2 separate regions of the Homo sapiens genome follow, and region 1 is linked to region 2. A link is a contact called in ENCODE Hi-C or POLR2A ChIA-PET data. All regions are on one chromosome and are shown on one strand. The core of a region is the stretch at or near the end of the contact, and the rest is flanking DNA. Distances in the headings are between cores, read along the strand shown. Region 1 has its middle 18 kb from the start of SCN10A. Region 2 overlaps SCN10A (sodium voltage-gated channel alpha subunit 10).

Region 1 (3,896 bases), core at 869-3,368, 120 kb before region 2:
TAAATGCTGGTGGTGCTGAGAGATTTGTTCCGAATCCAAAATGGCAGCTCTTTTTTAGCCAGGGGCACCCTTCCCCGTGGGATATAGAGCCTGTTTCTGCCCTGGTTCAGGCTGCTTTAGTGTGTGAAACATGGGTTCTCCCTATTTCAAGACCGAACTCCCTCATTTGACTCTCATTGGGCCATCCTTCTCTGCTTTAGTTAAAATTATTTCCTTTGCTGTCTGTTTTAGCCAGAGGTGATATTTAAAAATATTTAATCTCTGGTGAGGCTTGGGCACTGACCAAACAGAATGGAATGTCACTGAGTGCGAGAGGGTCCTTGGAGATTGGCCAAAAGGAAGGCAGTGGGTGGCTGGATTAGAGATGTAGCTGGGTGTCGCCCTTTAGAGGTTGGATCCCAGGACATTTTAGGGGTGAGGGCATAGGGAACAGTTAGGGGTGCTGGTTAGAATCCATTTACCCACACTCCCACCTCAGATTCATTATCTGTTTTTCTCTTCCTTGACCTGTATCCAGAGAGACAGATCCTTTCAGGCTGCATCAGCTGGACTTCCTTGCTGACTGACTTCCAGTTGGGTTAAGTCAATGGGAGGCACCAGCAAGAGATAGAAGGAAAGGAAGAGAAGCAGTCAGGGTTTTTCTTCCCTGCTTCCTCCCTGCTCCAGGCTGTGTTTCTAGCAGTGGCTATATTCCTCCAGTGCTACAAATCCTGTCCTGCACTCCTTTTCCATTGTTCCAGCTTTCCTGGGCTCTAGCAATGCTGTCTTCCTTTTCCCCTTCCAGTCTAAGGATGGAAATGGTTTCCTGCTATTGCTAGTCTCTGAGTGCCTAACATCCTTAACTCCTGGATAGCCAGCCTTTGGGATGGCCCCTGCTGGTCTTTGCCTCCTGCTATTTATCCCTTTGAATAGTCTCTCCCACATCATCCCTGGTTTGTTTTGTATGCCTTGGTTTGAGGCAGACAGCAGTAGTAATGGGGGTGTCAGACTGAGACTTGTGTCTTGACTGCCCTCTGGCTTGCTTTCTCTTGGATCATTCACTCTGGGGAAGGCAGGCCACCAGGTTGCGAGTAGCCCTATGGAGAGGCCCCCATGGCAAAAAAAAATGAAGCCTAACTAATAGCCAGCAAGGAACTGCAATTTGTTAACAATTCCGAGCTTGGAAACAGCTCCTGCAGCCCCCGGGCAAGTCTTGAGATGAAGAGATGACTGTAGCCCCTGCAGACAGCTTGACGACAACCTTGTGAGGGAGACCCTGTGCCAGAACCACCCAGCTAAGTCACTCTCAAATTCTCACTTCTTGGAAACTGTGAGAGATAATAAATATTTGTTGCTTTAAGCTGCAATGTATTGGGGTGATTTGTTACATAGCATAGATAATTAATGTAACTCCATCTATACTTCTGGAAATAGTCACTTTACTAAAGTTTCTTGAACCATCTGAGACAGATTCTGCTTTCTGATTAATACTGAGGCTCACTGTGGCTGCCACTTAACCAGTGCTATGGAAAAAGTTCTATATTTTAACAATGCTGTGGTTGCACTGGTATGTTCCCTCTGAATATCTTCTGACCCATCACTTGGAAATCAGGGAAGTCCAGGGTAGAGCCCCCAATCTCAATGAGATCTTGGATGGGGCAGAGCCCAGGGATTGAGGAGGGAATAGGAAAAAAGGATTACAGGAGAAAAGGAAGAAGGGAAGTACAAGGGAGGCAGATAGGGAGCTAGATGGCAGAATAAAAGATTCGGGCCTGAGTTAGTCCACAAGAAATTAGGAGAGGTATCTTCCAGAACTCCACCTGCTCTGCAATAAACCCTACCCAACTTGTCCAGTGGGATGGAGATGAGAGCTAGAGAGAGTCCAATACAGGTAATAGTCCTTAGACTGATAGTTCTGTGTGGGTAATTTAGCATTATTTCTAGATGAGTTTTCCTTGAGGCATCAAATCCTGACTCTCCTCAGCTCTCAGCCTCACGTGTTGTTCATCTCTACAAGCCAGCATGCCAGCAGTCCCTGGGGCCCCACTGAGAAGCCCCTGCCTAGAGGAGATGGACAGCATCCTCCATCGTGGGCGGGGCACTTTCCTCTCTGCAGTTGGCCGGGGCCAGCAGCCAGGCATTACTGCGCAGGGGGCCCCTTTGTATGGCTGTGCGGCCTCAGAGTGCCCTCTGTGAGTCATTTCCTGTTATTCTCATCGAAGAAGTCCTGCCATTCTTTAGAGCAAAATTTGACATTTTTACAGGACTTACTTCTGCGGCCTTTTGGTCAAGAGAAAAAGGCAGGGATCCTTTCATTTATATTTACAAAGCCATTAATTGGCTTCTTTATAAAATTAGACTCCATTATAAACTCAACTGGAGTGGGAGCATAGCTTTATTTAGTCCAAAACATCAAACAGTTTTAAAGGATTCTTTTTTAACAACCAAGTGTTCAGTGGCAAGTCGACTGGAGAAGTAAGCTCCACTTCCTTCTGCTGCTGAAAATGCAGGTTATATATATATATATATATATATTTTAATTATACTTCAAGTTCTAGGGTACATATGCACAACGTGCAGGTTTGTTACATATGTACACATATGCCATGTTGGTGTGCTGCACCCATTAACTCATCATTTACATCAGGTATATCTCCTAATGCTATCCCTCCCCCTCCCCCCACCCCACGACAGGCCCCGGTGTGTGATGTTCCCCTTCCTATGTCCAAGTGTTCTCATTGTTCAATTCCCACCTATGAGTGAGAACATGCAGTGTTTGGTTTTTTTGTCCTTGCGATAGTTTGCTGAGAATGATGGTTTCCAGCTTCATCCATGTCCCTACAAAGGACATGAAATCATCCTTTTTATGGCTGCATAGTATTCCATGGTGTATATGTGCTGCGTTTTCTTAATCCAGTCTATCATTGATGGACATTTGGGTTGGTTCCAAGTCTTCGCTACTGTGAATAGTGCCGCAATAAACATACATGTGCATGTGTTTTTATAGCAGCATGATTTATAATCCTTTGGGTATATACCCAGCAATAGGATGGCTGGGTCAAATGGTATTTCTAGTTCTAGATCCTTGAGGAATTGCCACACTGTCTTCCACAATGGTTGAACTAGTTTACAGTCCCACCAATGGTGTAAAAGTGTTCCTATTTCTTCACATCCTCTCCAGCACCTGTTGTTTCCTGACTTTTTAATGATCGCCATTCTAACTGGTATAAGATGATATCTCATTATGGTTTTGATTTGCATTTCTCTGATGGCCAGTGATCATGAGCATTTTTTCTTGTGTCTATTGGCTGAAAAATGCAGGTGATATTGACTCTGGTGTGTCCACTGCTCATGGATGCACCTCAGGTGTGCCCACCCAACCTGGAGAGAGAGAAGGGAAGATGGAAGGCACAATCGACAGCCATCCCCAGGGCCCTGCCTGCAGCTCCTGCTTCTGTCTAAAGCTACCCATCTAGCTCCAGAAAACTGCCAGAGGAGGAATATCCCAAGCCTGATCCCCACTCCAGACCAAGCCCAGGCATGGACAGTACCAGCGGTGTGGCTCACCACACTCGCTGCTCCCTGACCCTGTAGTCGGCCAGGCACTGAGTCTTCACAGAGAGTTTATCTCCACTCAACCTATGTCATGAAGCTGCAAGAATCAGTCATTTCCCATCACCCACATCATAGTCTGGGAACTTGGAACCAGTCGCCTAACTTACTTTGATTTCTGTTACTCCAGGGCACACAGAGCATTGAATGCAGGATTTTTCAAGTTTTAATATATAGATGCATCACCAGGGAGCCTGCAAAAATGCAGACTCTTACTCAGTCACTCTGGGGTGGGGCCTGAGTGCATTTCTAACAAGGTGATGCTGATGCTGCTGGTCCAAAACCATAATTTATGGAGCAGGAAT
Region 2 (4,170 bases), core at 1-2,500:
TGGGCCCCAGTGCTGTGGGTCCAGGCAGCCTGCCATTCTGCATCCTTTCTTCCTTCCAGGCCTTTGAAGACTATTACCTGGACCAGAAGCCCACGGTGAAAGCTTTGCTGGAGTACACTGACAGGGTCTTCACCTTTATCTTTGTGTTCGAGATGCTGCTTAAGTGGGTGGCCTATGGCTTCAAAAAGTACTTCACCAATGCCTGGTGCTGGCTGGACTTCCTCATTGTGAATGTGAGTGGCTCAGTGGGAACACGTGGGGTTTGGGGTCCTCCCCTCTGACTCCTGGCTACAGCTAGGGCAAAGGAAGCTCAGAGACCTGGCCCTCAAGGGCTACTCCAAAGAAAAGTTTTGAGCATTTAGTGAGGAGTCTGAGAATAGCCCTGACACCCATGAGTGGTAAAGTCCAGGCAGTATGTGACTGTGACACAATAGTGACTGTTAGGTGAGTTATTAGGTCTCCATTCAGAAAGATCCCTGCAATCCTCTGCATTTTTACATCCAAAGTGAGATGACACATGCAGCTCTCAGAGGTCTTATGGCCCTGCATCCATAGATGGGTCTTCTGGACCTTGGGGAGCCATGAACTGTGAGCACAGAGAATCTTCCCACCTGCGGTTCTGTGGTCCTCACACCTGGCTGCACTTGAGAATCACCTGGGGAGCTATGAAATATGCAGTGACCGACCACCACTACCCCAGAGATTCTGATCTTATTGGTCTTGGGTGGTGCCCAGGCACCTGTATTTTATAAATGCTCCCAGGCATTTCCAAGGTGCAGCCATGGCTTAGAACCACTGAGCTTATACTGCTGCCTCCTCCCCAGTGGCATTGAAAAGAACAGAGGGCGCATTTGGAGAGGTAATGAGCTGGAGTTCATGTGTTCACACTCATGGTAACCTGTGGCCAGTAATCCCTGCATTAGAGAATTGACTGTGTGCTTCTCACACATCAGACATGTGATTCCTCAGTCATCTCTTCCTCATCTTAACCACCACATTGCACTATCACTGTCTAGGCCACTACCTTCTTTGCTTTGCAGCATGGTTAACTGAGTTATCTGTTCACTGCCGCATAGCTGAGGGTTTCTGCAAGCAGGGTGAGGCATGTGCTGTGTTGGTCTCTGCCTGCCCCACTCAAGCAGCTGCCAGCAGCAAGGTCTGCCCAGCAGAGGTGTCAGGAAATGTGTCTGTATTTGGTGCTTGCCTCCTGAAGCTGGATGAGGTTCAGCACAGAACATTCTGTCCAGCCTCCTGTGCTGGCAGGTCCTCCATAGCAGGCCTGTGCATTCAATTCTCTTCTTCCCTGATGCCAATGCACTAGCAGCTTCAGGCCACTGTACCACAAGGATTAGCTGTGAGGCCTGAAATCTGAGTCATGGGTGATAATTCTGTGCATATGAAATAATTATTCATAAATGAAAGGAAAATTATTTATTCCGGTGTCCCACCCCTTTGGGGGCACAGTCACTCCTGCTTATGTTGATCTCACCAGTCTCAGTCCTAATCACCTTAAACGGTCATGCACTCATTTCATCCATCTTCCTACTGATTCTTCCTTCCAACCATCCATCCTTCCTTCCATACATTTCACCTTTTGTATCCAACCATTCAGTCTTCCTTTTTCCTTCCTCCCAAACATCCATCCATCTTTATTTCTTCCAGCTGTACATCTTCATCAGTCCTCCCCTTCCATCCATCCATTCCCATTCTTCTTTCCCTCTTCTCTTCTGCCCAATCTTTTATTCTAAACTTCCTTCCATCTATTCATCATCCTTAACCCTTATATCTTTCTATCTTTTGATTCATTCTTCTATCCAACTGTCCAATCATCTAACATTCTGTTCACTCATTCACGCATCTTCCATCCAAGCATGCTTCTACTCACTCATCCTTCTATCCACTCATTCTTCTATCTTTCCATTCTTGTTTCAACCTATCCATCTATTCTTCCTTTCTTCCACTTATCTGTTCATTCATCCCTTTCCCTTCCATTCATCATCCATTCATCCATCCTATCAACCTTCCAGTCATTCACTAATTTATTCCATTCATCTATTCTGTCCAGCTCCCCATCTTTCCATTCATGCATTAGTCATTTTACCCAGCCATCCATCCTTCTCTTATCCACCTATCTCATCTATCCATTCACTATTCCCTGCTTTCATACTTTTCCTTTCTTGTTTGTTTCTCCCATCCTTCCATTCAACTATCTATCCTATCCATCTTTTTGTGTCTGTTATCTTTTAAAATTTTAAAAAATATATTTTATTGTATATATTTGTATTAGTCTATTTTCATGCTGCTGATAAAGACATACCTAAGACTGGGCAATTTATAAAAGAAAGAGGTTTAATTGGACTTACAGCTTCACATGGCTGGGGAAGCCTTACAATCATGGCAAAAGGAAAGGAGGTGCGAGTCACGTCTTATGTGGATGGCAGCAGGCAAAGAGAGAGGTTGGGCAGGGAAACTCCCCCTTATAATACCGTCACATCTCATGAAACTTATTCACTATCATGAGAACAGCATGGGAAAGACCTGCTCCCATGATTCACTTACCTCCCACAGGGTCCCTCCCCTCCCACAACACATGGGAATTCAAGATAAGATTTGGGTGGGGACACAGCCAAACCATATCAATTTTTAAGGGATACAAAATGATGTTATAAGATATATATATATATAAATGATTACTATAGTGGAACATATTAACATATCCATCATCTCACATAGTTACCCATTTCTCCCCCTGTGGCAAGAGCAGCTATAATTACTCAGCGAGCAAAAATACTGAAAACAATATGCTATTATTAACTATAGTATTCATGTTATACATTAAATCTATCCTATTTATCATTGTATCCTTTAATTCATCCCTCTATGCAATCACCCTTCAACTTTTCATCCAGCTGTACTTCTTTCTTTCTTTCCTTCTAGCCATCCCAATGATCCTATTTTTCTTCCATTTGCTATACATCTAACTATTGAATACAGGATTGTCTTATGAAGTGCTTTGTAAGAAACAGAAGCACAGAATAAATACTCACTATCTCCAGGATCTTACACTTTAGTCTTTCAGCAGACAAGACACACATGGAAATAAATGTATTATAAGGGTGAATGTGTTGAGCACTGCTGGGGGCAATTAGTATCTTGGAGACACAGAGACATGAGCCTTCTTCCACTCTTGGGGTGGGGTGGTTGAGAATTCTTCCTATGGGAGGTGGCATTAGATGTGGGGCATAGAAATGAGCAGGACCAAGGAGCTGCGAGAGGACTGGGGAAGGCCCGTCTTAGCTAAAGGCTGACCTTGAACAAAGGCACAGACACAAGTATGCTCAGGGAACAATTTGATTTGGGTAGAATGTGTGGGTGAAATATGACTGGAAAAGTAGGTTGTGACCATATGACACAGGCTACAGAGTATGGAGTTTATCCTGAGGGTGATAAAGTACCAGTGATGTTTGGGAGTAAGAGAAAGACATGATCATAATCAGATTTGCAGTGGAGAATAGATGCATGGTGCAGTACTAGGGCCTGGAGACTACTTGGGAGGCTAGTGGGCTGAGCAGTGGGAATGGAGGTGGGCTTGGGTGGACAGACTTTGCTGGAGAGGCACAGCACCTGTCTGCCCCAGCTGCAGATTATCCATGTGAGGCAGACTTCCCAGGGGGCTGAGCAAAAGACTGAATAGGGTTCAGCATGGAACTGGCCCCAAACCTCCCTACCCTCATGCACCCAGGCAGCTGGGTCTCACCTGCTGATGTCTGGAGCCTTGCATGAATGAAGGAAGAGGGTCCCTTCCATTCCGGTTCTTTGTCCTGGTGCAATAAGCCACTCATCCAAAGAATGGACATTGCTTGGGGCTCTGCCACTCAAGTATAAAGCCCTTCTTTTCTGAAGCTCCTGTGTGCATCCCACCTAACTGCCAGGATAAGCTGAGCCTGAATTCAGCCCACCATCTGTGGTGTGGCTAAGATCTCACAGGACAGGGTCATAGCCCGTATCTATGACATCTCCCTGGCACCTTCAAAGTTCCTAGCAGGGGAACTTTTTTCATGTAAGTTTCTGTCCTTTGCAGTCTTTGGACCACCACTTAAAGAAAACTGACAGACCAAAAGGGGCTCACAAGTCAGTCATTATATCTCAGATATCTATTGAAGCTAGATC

The links. Hi-C counts contacts between places; a loop is a spot of excess contacts on that map. ChIA-PET counts read pairs that join two places held with the same protein, here RNA polymerase II (POLR2A). Pooled maps may share reads with other maps.
Region 1: a loop to region 2 is called in a map of aorta, with 2.9 times the contacts of the local background. The contact joins two enhancer-like sites. A Hi-C loop is called at or near these places in 5 of 168 maps with a recorded cell type or tissue (aorta, ascending aorta, endothelial cell of umbilical vein and 2 more) and 5 of 50 pooled maps. POLR2A ChIA-PET finds 5 or more read pairs at or near these places in 1 of 52 experiments (Panc1).

What each region holds. Positions count from the first base shown.
Region 1 is chr3:38,832,538-38,836,433 of GRCh38, reverse strand. No RefSeq gene overlaps it. Among named protein-coding and RNA genes, the nearest start is that of SCN10A, 18 kb to the right of the region's middle. RefSeq lists a silencer at 2,048-2,127. Within about 2 kb of position 2,118, at least 5 of the 41 ENCODE cell types and tissues checked have a DNase peak (open chromatin) inside an H3K27ac peak, as active enhancers do; they include heart right ventricle, where a contact is called at or near this core.
Region 2 is chr3:38,714,716-38,718,885 of GRCh38, reverse strand. SCN10A (sodium voltage-gated channel alpha subunit 10) reads left to right here. Exons shown (of 28, transcript NM_006514.4): 21 at 60-233. Among named protein-coding and RNA genes, the nearest start is that of SCN5A, 67 kb to the right of the region's middle. Within about 2 kb of position 1,250, at least 3 of the 41 ENCODE cell types and tissues checked have a DNase peak (open chromatin) inside an H3K27ac peak, as active enhancers do; they include heart right ventricle, where a contact is called at or near this core.